Linked DNA regions of Homo sapiens: region 1 is linked to region 2. Evidence: chromatin loops called from intact Hi-C (ENCODE). Cell type or tissue: OCI-LY7. All regions are shown on one strand. Each heading gives the region's core, and the rest is flanking DNA. Links, peaks and the distances in the headings are about the cores only.

The links. Hi-C counts contacts between places; a loop is a spot of excess contacts. Peaks named below come from ENCODE experiments on the same cell type or tissue, not always from the same donor. Only the 100,000 strongest peaks of a DNase experiment are listed, where the experiment ranks them.
Region 1: it touches region 2 in a loop (7-fold over the local background); 4 of 110 quality-filtered maps call a loop at or near these places.

What each region holds. Positions count from the first base shown.
Region 1 is chr6:36,718,054-36,722,433 of GRCh38, reverse strand. It overlaps RAB44 (RAB44, member RAS oncogene family), which reads right to left. Exons shown (of 14, transcript NM_001257357.2): 6 at 4,316-4,380; 7 at 3,846-3,941; 8 at 1,884-2,071; 9 at 1-1,283. Among named protein-coding and RNA genes, the nearest start is that of RAB44, 22 kb to the right of the region's middle. RefSeq lists an enhancer at 2,148-2,327. In OCI-LY7, for the core only: no CTCF peak of the experiment used is centred there; DNase peaks (open chromatin) are centred at 1,703, 2,023 and 2,593; H3K4me3 peaks cover 837 bases; H3K27ac peaks cover 1,307 bases.
Region 2 is chr6:36,660,426-36,664,805 of GRCh38, reverse strand. No RefSeq gene overlaps it. Among named protein-coding and RNA genes, the nearest start is that of PANDAR, 13 kb to the left of the region's middle. RefSeq lists enhancers at 1,936-2,015, 2,009-2,508, 3,609-3,728. In OCI-LY7, for the core only: no CTCF peak of the experiment used is centred there; DNase peaks (open chromatin) are centred at 1,825 and 2,315; H3K4me3 peaks cover 2,114 bases; H3K27ac peaks cover 1,779 bases.

The sequences.
Region 1 (4,380 bases), core at 240-4,239, 58 kb before region 2:
TGGGAGGGGTTTGCGTGGGTTCCTGGGGTCCTGCTCCAGCCCCAGGCTGAGCCCCCCTGGGAGGAGAGCCCCTTGGAGGTGCCGATTTTCCAGGAGTGGGGCCTTCTGCTTCCACCTGAGCCTGTGGTGTGGCAGATGGGAGAGAAACAAGCAGAGAGTCTTGCTGGGGGAGTTCCGAATGCGCAGTTTCTAGGCCGTGAGCCTCAACCGACTGCTCTGACTGCTCTGAACTGAGGTCCTGCCCACCTCTGCCCTCTTGTTTTCCTTCCTCAGACCTGGGTTCCTCTTCCAGCTCCTGGTGGGGGAAGGCAGACAGCTCACCCAGCCCAAGGACCTGGCCATGAGCTTCTCTTAGCCCCTCAGGAAGGCCCTCCTGCACCGCTGGGCCCGCCTGGCCCTGCTCCAGCCTCTCTGTGGGCACCGGACCCACAAATTCCAGGCCCTGGAAGGGCTCAGCTGGCCCCAGGGTGAGGGCTCTAGCCCTCTGGGTCCCCAGTCTTGGCTCAGAGCCAGTGGCATGCAGGTCCTGCTGGAGGGCATCTCTCTGCCTGGGCGGCTTGGCTGGGCCCACTCCTGTGAGGGCAGTTGTGGGTGAGGGTCCGGGCTGGGTTTCCCGCTCAGTCATGGTGGGAGGGGTTTGTGTGGGTTCCTGGGGTCCTGCTCCAGCCCCAGGCTGAGCCCCGCTGGGAGGAGCCCAAGACCCAGGGCCCTTGTCATCTGGGTCTGAGGCCTGGATCTGTTTGCTGGACCCAGCTGGGGCCTGGGGAGGGGGAGAGTTCGCAGGGGGAGGGGGCCCATCCTCCAAAGGAATGAGCACTTTGAATGCAGGTGCCACCAGGCTTCCTGAGAGACCCCAGAGGAGGCGGCCCTCGGGTGTGGACCCTGGCTCCTGGTTGGGGTCCGGGTCGTGCGGTTCAACAGGCTGCTCTGCTCTAATGTCCTGCTCATGTGGGTCCACTCCTTTATTGTCCTTGGCGCTGAAAGTCACCCCAGGTGGGGTCCTTGGAGCCCCATCTGGATCTGAAGATGGCTCCTGACCAAATAGAAAAGCCTGTGGCTCCGAGATGGAGATCTGCCTGACCACACGGGGTGTCTGGGGGCCTGAGGTGGCTCTTGGGGTCGGGGGCGGGCTCCAGCAGAGCTGCAGGGCTCCGTGCGGAGGGCTGCCAAAGTTGCTCAGTAGCTGGTCCCAGTCATCGTTGTCCCCAAATAGCCCAGGCAGGGGGGCCTCCTCAGGGGAGGCAGCCTGAGGGTCTGGGGTCTTCTCACCCGCTCCAGGAAAACTGGAAATGAAGCAGGGAAGCAAAGATCGGGGAGGGGCAGGTAGGTGGTGTCACACCCATCCCACCTGCAGCCCTCACCATCCCTTGCTCTCCCCATGGCCAGGTCTCCTCCCAGTCCTTGCTCAGGCAATCTTTCTCACCTGGTATGTGCTCCCCATTCCTCCTCCTCATCCAATCCTGTCCATCCTCAAGACCCACATGAAGCCTCACCTCCTCCAGGAAGCCTTCCTTGATCATTCTGGCCCATCCCACTTCTCTGAGCTATAACAAGTAGAGTGAGTGCCTGCTAGGGATCTAGCACTGCACTAGGACATGTGTGTGTGTGTATGTGTGTGTGTATGTGTGTACACGTACATGCACACATGTGCATGTTTTACTTCTAGCCATGTGGCCTTGGGCACAGGTGTTTCCCTTTTTTGTGCCCCAGTTTCCTCATCTGAGAAATGGTTGTGATAGTTCCAGCTTGGCAGAGGGTGGGGTTTAAGGAAGGAGTCTATGTGTGCACTGTGTGCTAGCTAGATCCTTAGAGAACTCAGAGTTCCCCACTGGTTCCAGGAGGCCCTTAGAGTCCACCCCAGTCCAGGGATAGCAGCCACTTGCCTCAGTTTCTCCTCCACCTGCCAGGACACCCGGCCCCTGGCGGCGTCCAGGCGCCCCCTGGTCACCTGCAGCTGCCCCCGCACCTCCTCCAGCCGCCCAGCCAGGTCACGCTTGGCCTCCTGCAGCTGCTGGTTCTCTGAGGCAGCCTCCTGATGTGTGCTCCTGAGGTGGGAGAGCTGGGCCTCCAGCTGCAGGGTGGAGGGTGAGGCGGAGAGAAGCCCAGATGCCCTCCAGGGCGCAAAAAGCCTCCCAAGGCCATTGTGGGACACAGACCCCCACCCCCTGTCCAGGCTCCTGGAGACCCAGCTTAAATCAGAGTAGTGGTGGGCGGTTATCCCTCCTTGGCCTAACTAGCTCCATTAGCTCCTATCTAGGAGGGGCACTGGAAATCCTAGGGTGGGGAGGGCAGGGAGACTGTGTGAGAAACAAAAACCACCAGCGCCACAAAGGCCCCACACCCAAGCCAAATCCCACCCTCCTCTACTCAGCGCCCTACAGTGGCTGCTGGCCCCTGAGCCTGTCTGGTCTACAGGGGGCTCCTGATCCAACAGCAAATCTCATGACCCAGAGAGGGAGCATTGCTTGGCCAAGTGAAGGGAAAGGCAAAGCTCTTGCAATGGCCTCCGGGACACTGCACAGTCTCCTGCAGCCTCCTCACCTCCCCTCATGACCCTCACCTCCTTTCCTATGGCTGTTGCCTCAGTCTGTTCCAGTCCACAGCTCTGCTTACTGTTCTGTGAACTTCCACAGCTCATGCCCGCTCAGGGCCTTCGCACCTGCTGTTCCCTCTGCCTGGATGCCCTTCCCCCACATATCACACTTCTCCAGGTCTTCGCTCCAATGTCATCATCTCAGCCAGGCCTTCCTTGACTCCCTTCTCAACTTACTTTGACTACGATTTCAACTCCTACGACTCTTCTATCCCCCTTCCCTGTTTTACTTTATTCTCCTTAGCACTGATCACCATTTCCTATGTTATTATGTCACCTGTCTCCCTGACTAGATGGTAACTCTGTGGGCAGAGGTTTGTGTCTGTCATGATCCTCAGGACCTGGAACAGTGTCTGGCACATAGTTGGTGCTGGATAAGTAGCTGTGGGGTGAAGGAATAAATGATTGGAGGGGAGAAGCTTCACATCCACAGGGGACAGGACGAAATGGCCCCATGTGTAAAGCCCTATCTCTTCACTTGGCAGGAGGGGCCTGCCTCGATTTCCAAGGAGCAGCAGCAGAGGCACCTGGGAAATCAACCTGGTAACAGGGCCAGCCCAGGCCGTGGTGAGGACGGCTCGAGGAATCTTGTCCCGGGCTGAAGGGATGCTTCTTGTCCTGGTTACAGCAGAGCACAATTTTACCAAGGTCAGTGGTCTTCAAGTTGAGAAAGGAAGAGATAATGGGGCGCTGATCACAAGGTCAGGAGATTGAGACCACGGTGAAACCCCATCTCTACTAAAAATACAAAAAATTAGCTGGGCGCAGTGATGGGCGCCTGTAGTCCCAGCTACTCGGGAGGCTGAGGCAGGAGAATGGCGTGAACCATTCTCCTGAGGTGAACTGAGGCGGAGCTTGCAGTGAGCCAAGACTGCGCCACTGCACTCCAGCCTGGGTGACAGCATGATTCCGTGTCAAAAAAAAAAAAATGGGGCAGGGTCTCAGACCCAAACACTCAACCACAGTGCCACCTGGAAGTGACTACAGGCTATAAGACCTGCAGTGTCCGGGCAGCAGCAAGTAACCTGACCCTAAGCAGGAAGCTAGGTCAGTTTCAGAGATGGAACAACTGAGGCACAAAGCACCTACTACGTGCCAGGCACTGTCTCAGGCCCTCACATGTAGTATCTCTAATCATCACAGTACCTTCTAAGGCAGGAGTTCTGATTTCCATGTCTCTGATAGGAAACTGAGGTTCATAGATATTAAAGACCTGTTCGGAAGTAGGTTTCTGGGAAACCCTATTACTCACCTCCCTCTGGCCCTCAGCTAGTCGCTGCACCTCGCGCTCCTTGGCCTCTAGGACGTCCTGCATCTGGGAGGTGAGGGCCAGGCCCCGAGAGTCGCTCTGTGGAGTAGGTAGATTCAGCCCTCACCCTGCAGACTCTAAGAGCTAGCCAGGCAGGCCAGCCCTTCTCACACTCCACCTCCACCACCTGGGGTGCCTGGGCCAGGATGCCCCAGCAGGGAGGGTTCTCAGGACAACTCCTCCAGTTCCAGCCTAGATTGTGGCAACAAGGAGACTTGGCAGAGATGGGAAGGGGGCCCAGGCTCGACACTCCCCACCTCGTCTCTCTGGGGAACACCAGCTGCTCAGGGCAGGGAGAGGATTCACTACAGCAGCCTCCTGTTCCCCACCCTGGCCAGTCACTGGCCCCATTCCTTAGCCAGCAGAGGTGTCCCGGGCAGTGGGAAGGAGGCAGGCTGCCGGCGGGAGCCCACCTCAGCCTGCAGCTGCTGCTTCTCCTGGCGGATCTGCTGCTCCATCTCCTCATAGAGCTGCTGGA
Region 2 (4,380 bases), core at 118-4,117:
GCCCACCACAACCGTCTATGCATCCTGGACCCCAGGCTGGCACTATACAGGGTGCTGTGTGATTCCTCACCCTCATTCTCTGCCTCCACCAAGAGTAATAGGCTGGGCGTGGTGGCTCACGCCTGTAATCCCACCACTTTGGGAGGCCGAGGCAGGCGGATCACTTGAGGTCAGGAGTCCAAGACCAGCCTGGCCAACAAGGCGAAACCCTGTCTCTACTAAAAATACAAAAACTAGCTGGGCGTAGTGGTGGGCACCTGTAATCCCAGCTACTCGGGAGGCTGAGACAGGACAATCGCTTGGACTCCGGAGGCAGAGGTTGCAGTGAGCTGGGATCGTGCCACTACACTCCAGTCTGGGCGACAGAGCAAGACTCTGCATCAAAAAAAAAAAAAAAAGAAAGAGTAATAATAAAAATGAAAGTAGTTCATACTTACAGAGGCCCGGTTCTAAGTACTTGATCCATAGTTACTTGGTTAATTTTCACCATTACTCATTTCAGGAATGAGGCACCATTACTTTTATCCCCATTTTACAGATTAGGAAACTGAGGTAGAGATAGAGATGAAACCACTTCTCAAGCCAGACAGAAACAGAGCAAGGATTTGAACCCAGACAGGCTGGCTCCAGAGGCAAAGCTCTTAACCACTAATGACAATAACCACTGACACTCAGGTTGTGATTATCTTATACCAGTTGCTCTTCTGAGTGTTCACATGTATCAGCTCAACTAATCCTTACAGGTACTGTTATTACCCCCATTTTACAGATGAGGCAACTAAAACACAGAAAGGTCAAGCCATTTGCCCAGGCCACACAGGTACAGAAGAAGGATTTGAAACCAGGCAGTCTAGTTCCAGAGTCCATGTCCTTCTGCACTGAACTGTACCTCTGTGCCATGACTAGAGCTAAGAGCAACAATGACTATGGCTTCCAGCCTCCACATCACATGTGGTGTCAACACTGGAGAATTTAATAAGCACTCAATAAATAATCAATGAATCCTCCTCTGAAACAATCCTTTTCATGATATTAAAAAAATCATATTCCAAGTTCATTGAAGAAAATCTGAAAACTATAGAAAGGCTCCACGAAGAAATGCAAGTCACCCTTGATACAGCGGGGATAAGCACCACTAATGTTTTGATGTCTTTCCAGCTATTGTTACAAAATAGGGATCCTACTCTATGTTCTGTTTTTTCTTCACTCATCAACAGATCACAAACATTTTCCCATGCCATGACATTTTTTTCCTTCAGCTTCCACAGAGGAGTGCTCTGTGATTGCCTACAAACCAGAATGTCCCCCACAAATAGCCCCCTCCTCAGGCACAGACCCCTACTCCCCAGAATATGCTCATCCTATACGCTCAGCCCTTTTTTACTTCCTGTCATCTCTGGAAAGCTCGTGTAATCCTTCTGCCTTCCTTCTTAGACTCAGGGTCTCCTCCACTCCTGCCAAGGACATGTCCCATCCTTCTCAACACCCTCTACCTCTTCTATCATGTTTCCCCCTCGCTAAGTCACTGACCCTTCTCACACCCTCCCTCACCCAGGCTCAGAACTATTCTATCCTGTGCCCCATTCCCACAGGTCTTGCTAGAGACAATCTAATTCCATCAGCAAGCTGGCATTAGGCAATGTCTGTTGCAATGCACGGAGTGACAGGCAAGACAATGCCAGTGAAGGTGCTGGAGGCTGCAGCGTGGGAGTCCTTCCCAGGGACACAGGTGCACTTTGAACATGTCTTTGAGGTACGAAGCCTTAATCTAAAAGGGGACTCTCCTGGTATCATTTCAGGCTACCAGGCAGGGCTTGCAAGTGCTATTTTGGTGCAGGGAGCTCTTTTGATGTACCTTAAACCCCAACAGGGAGGCGGAGACCTAATCCACCCCTAGGGTGGGGCAGCCTTGGCGCCTTGCCCCATTAGGAGGGAATGAAAGGCTTTTGAAGGTGGTAGCTCAAGACGGGTGGCTTCTTGATTCCAACCACGGTGTCTCAGCCAGGATGGGGAATAAAGGGGGTTGTGCAGACAGCTGACAAGAGAGGAGGAATCTGGGTAGGGGAAGCAGGGGGATGCGACTCCCCCCAGACCTGATCTGTCTGACCTGGACTTCTCCGGCATCGCTGTCATAACAGCACCTATGCTCACATGTTTTTGTAAGGATCAGATGAGATAAGTTCAGTAAAAGTGCTTTGCCAAGGGTAAAACCCCTAAGTCAGGTGTGGTTAGGCCTCTCTGCTTCTTTCCTTTTTTTGGAAGGTGTTGACAGCTCCTCATTGTTCTTAAGGCGTTTCCTCCCTGAAACACATTTCACCTTCTAGACAGGAGGTGGGGGTCTTGGTGCTCAGTGAGGCACACCTGGGTTCCCTTAGCTCTGGGCCACTGCAGCTTCCGTCTCTATTCCCCCACAGCAGCTCAGGTTTTGTGTTTTTTGAGACAGAGTCCTGTTCTGTGGCCCAGGCTGGAGTGCAATGGTGCGATCTCGGCTCACTGCAACCTCCCCCTCCCAGGTTCAAGCGATTCTCCTGCCTCAGCCCCCCGAGTAGATGGGATTCCAGGCCTGCACCACCATGCCCAGCTAATTTTTGTATTTTTGGTAGAGATGAGGTTTTAGTATGTTGGCCAGGCTGGTCTCAAAGTCCTGACCTCGGGTGATCCACCCGCCTCAGCCTCCCAAAATGCTGGGATTACAGGCATGAGCCACTGCGCCTGGCAGCAGCTCAGGTTTTATAACTGGTGTTTACTGAGGTCCCAGGCATAATTCATCTAAACAATGCATAGGGTGACTAACTGTTCGGGATAGCGCAGAATTGAGGGGCTTCCAAGGACACAGGACTTTCAATGCTAAAACCGAGCCAGTCCTGGGCACACAGGGACGGTTGGTCATTCTAGGTGTACGTAGGGGTGTGTAGGTCAGATGTGGGTGTGATTTCGTTTGGCGTGGTACATATAAGTAGTGTGTGCTGAGGTGTGGTTACACATGTGATTATTCATGTTTGGCATAGAGGGCTTAGTGTGGATCTGGTGGCACATTTGGATTTGTGTGCTGGGTTTACGTTGCTATGTATGTGTCCATGTTGCTTGTAAGATGCATGCATGCGTTAGGGCTTGTATATATAGTGTGTTGGATTTAGCGTATATGGGTAACCTTCGTACGCATGCCATTTGTGTGCAATGAATGTGTTTTTTCAGTAGTGGTGTAAATGTATGTTTTGTATTTGGTGTAGTGTGGAATGTACATGTCGTTCGTGTGAGGAGGGAAGAATGCCAGTGGTGTAAATGTATGTTTTGTATTTGGTGTAGTGTGGAATGTACATGTCGTTCGTGTGAGGAGGGAAGAATGCCTGTGGTGTATATGTGTCTGGTGTGAAACTCGCTATGTGGGTGCTAGTGACTCGTGTAGTCTCTTGCCTAAATGCAGGTGTTTGTAGTGTGTGCATGTATAAGCACTAATGTGTGTATTGTGTGTGCTGTGTTTGGTGTGTCAAGGGACATATTCAGGTCATTGGTGAGCAGAGTTGAGTGTTGTGTATATATTGTGAGTTGTGTTTGGTGTGGAGGCTGAGATGTGTGTGTCATTTGCGTGCAGATGCGTTTGTGCGACGCTTTGCGCATGCTGTGTGTGCCGCCAGCAAGATGTCGGGGTGTGCAGTGGTGCGTGGCCTTTGTTGGGCTCAGAGAGACTTGTGTCATTTGCGTGTTGTGTGTGGAGGTGAGTGCTAGTGTATCTGTGCCGGGCGTGAGGTGTCCGAGTCTGCACGCTACGCACGTGTGTGGGTTGCGCAGCGAGACGCTGAGGGCGGAGGCGCGGCTGGGGCCCAGACGGTGTGACCTCAGGCGGTGTGACCTGGAGGGAGTCCAGCGCCGGAGCTAGCGCGCCGCGGGAGGCGGGGCATTCTGGGAAGCGGCCACGCCCACCGAGGGGGAGGCAGGGGCTCGGGGACCCCGCCGCGGCGACGCTAAGGTCGCTGCCTGCCTCCTGAGCTCCGGCCGCTGTTTACCTCTTACTACTTAATAGTGACTCCTAACCAAGCAGGGAACTATTGGGAATAAAAATGAAGACATGAGGCCGGGCGCGGTGGCTCACGCCTGTAATCCCAGAACTATAGGAGGCCGAGGCGGGTAAGTCATGAGGTCAGGAGTTCAAGACCAGCCTGGCCAACATGGTGAAACCTCGTCTCTACTAAAAATACAAAAAAGTAGCTGGGTGTAGTGGCGGGCGCCTGTAATCCCAGCTACTCGGGAGGCTGAGGCAGGAAAATCGCTTGAACCTGGGAGGCAGAGGTTGCAGTGAGCTGAGATTGCGCCATTGCGCTCCAGCTGGGCAACAAGAATGAAACTCAGTCTAAAAAAAAAAGATTGTCGCTCCTGTCGTCG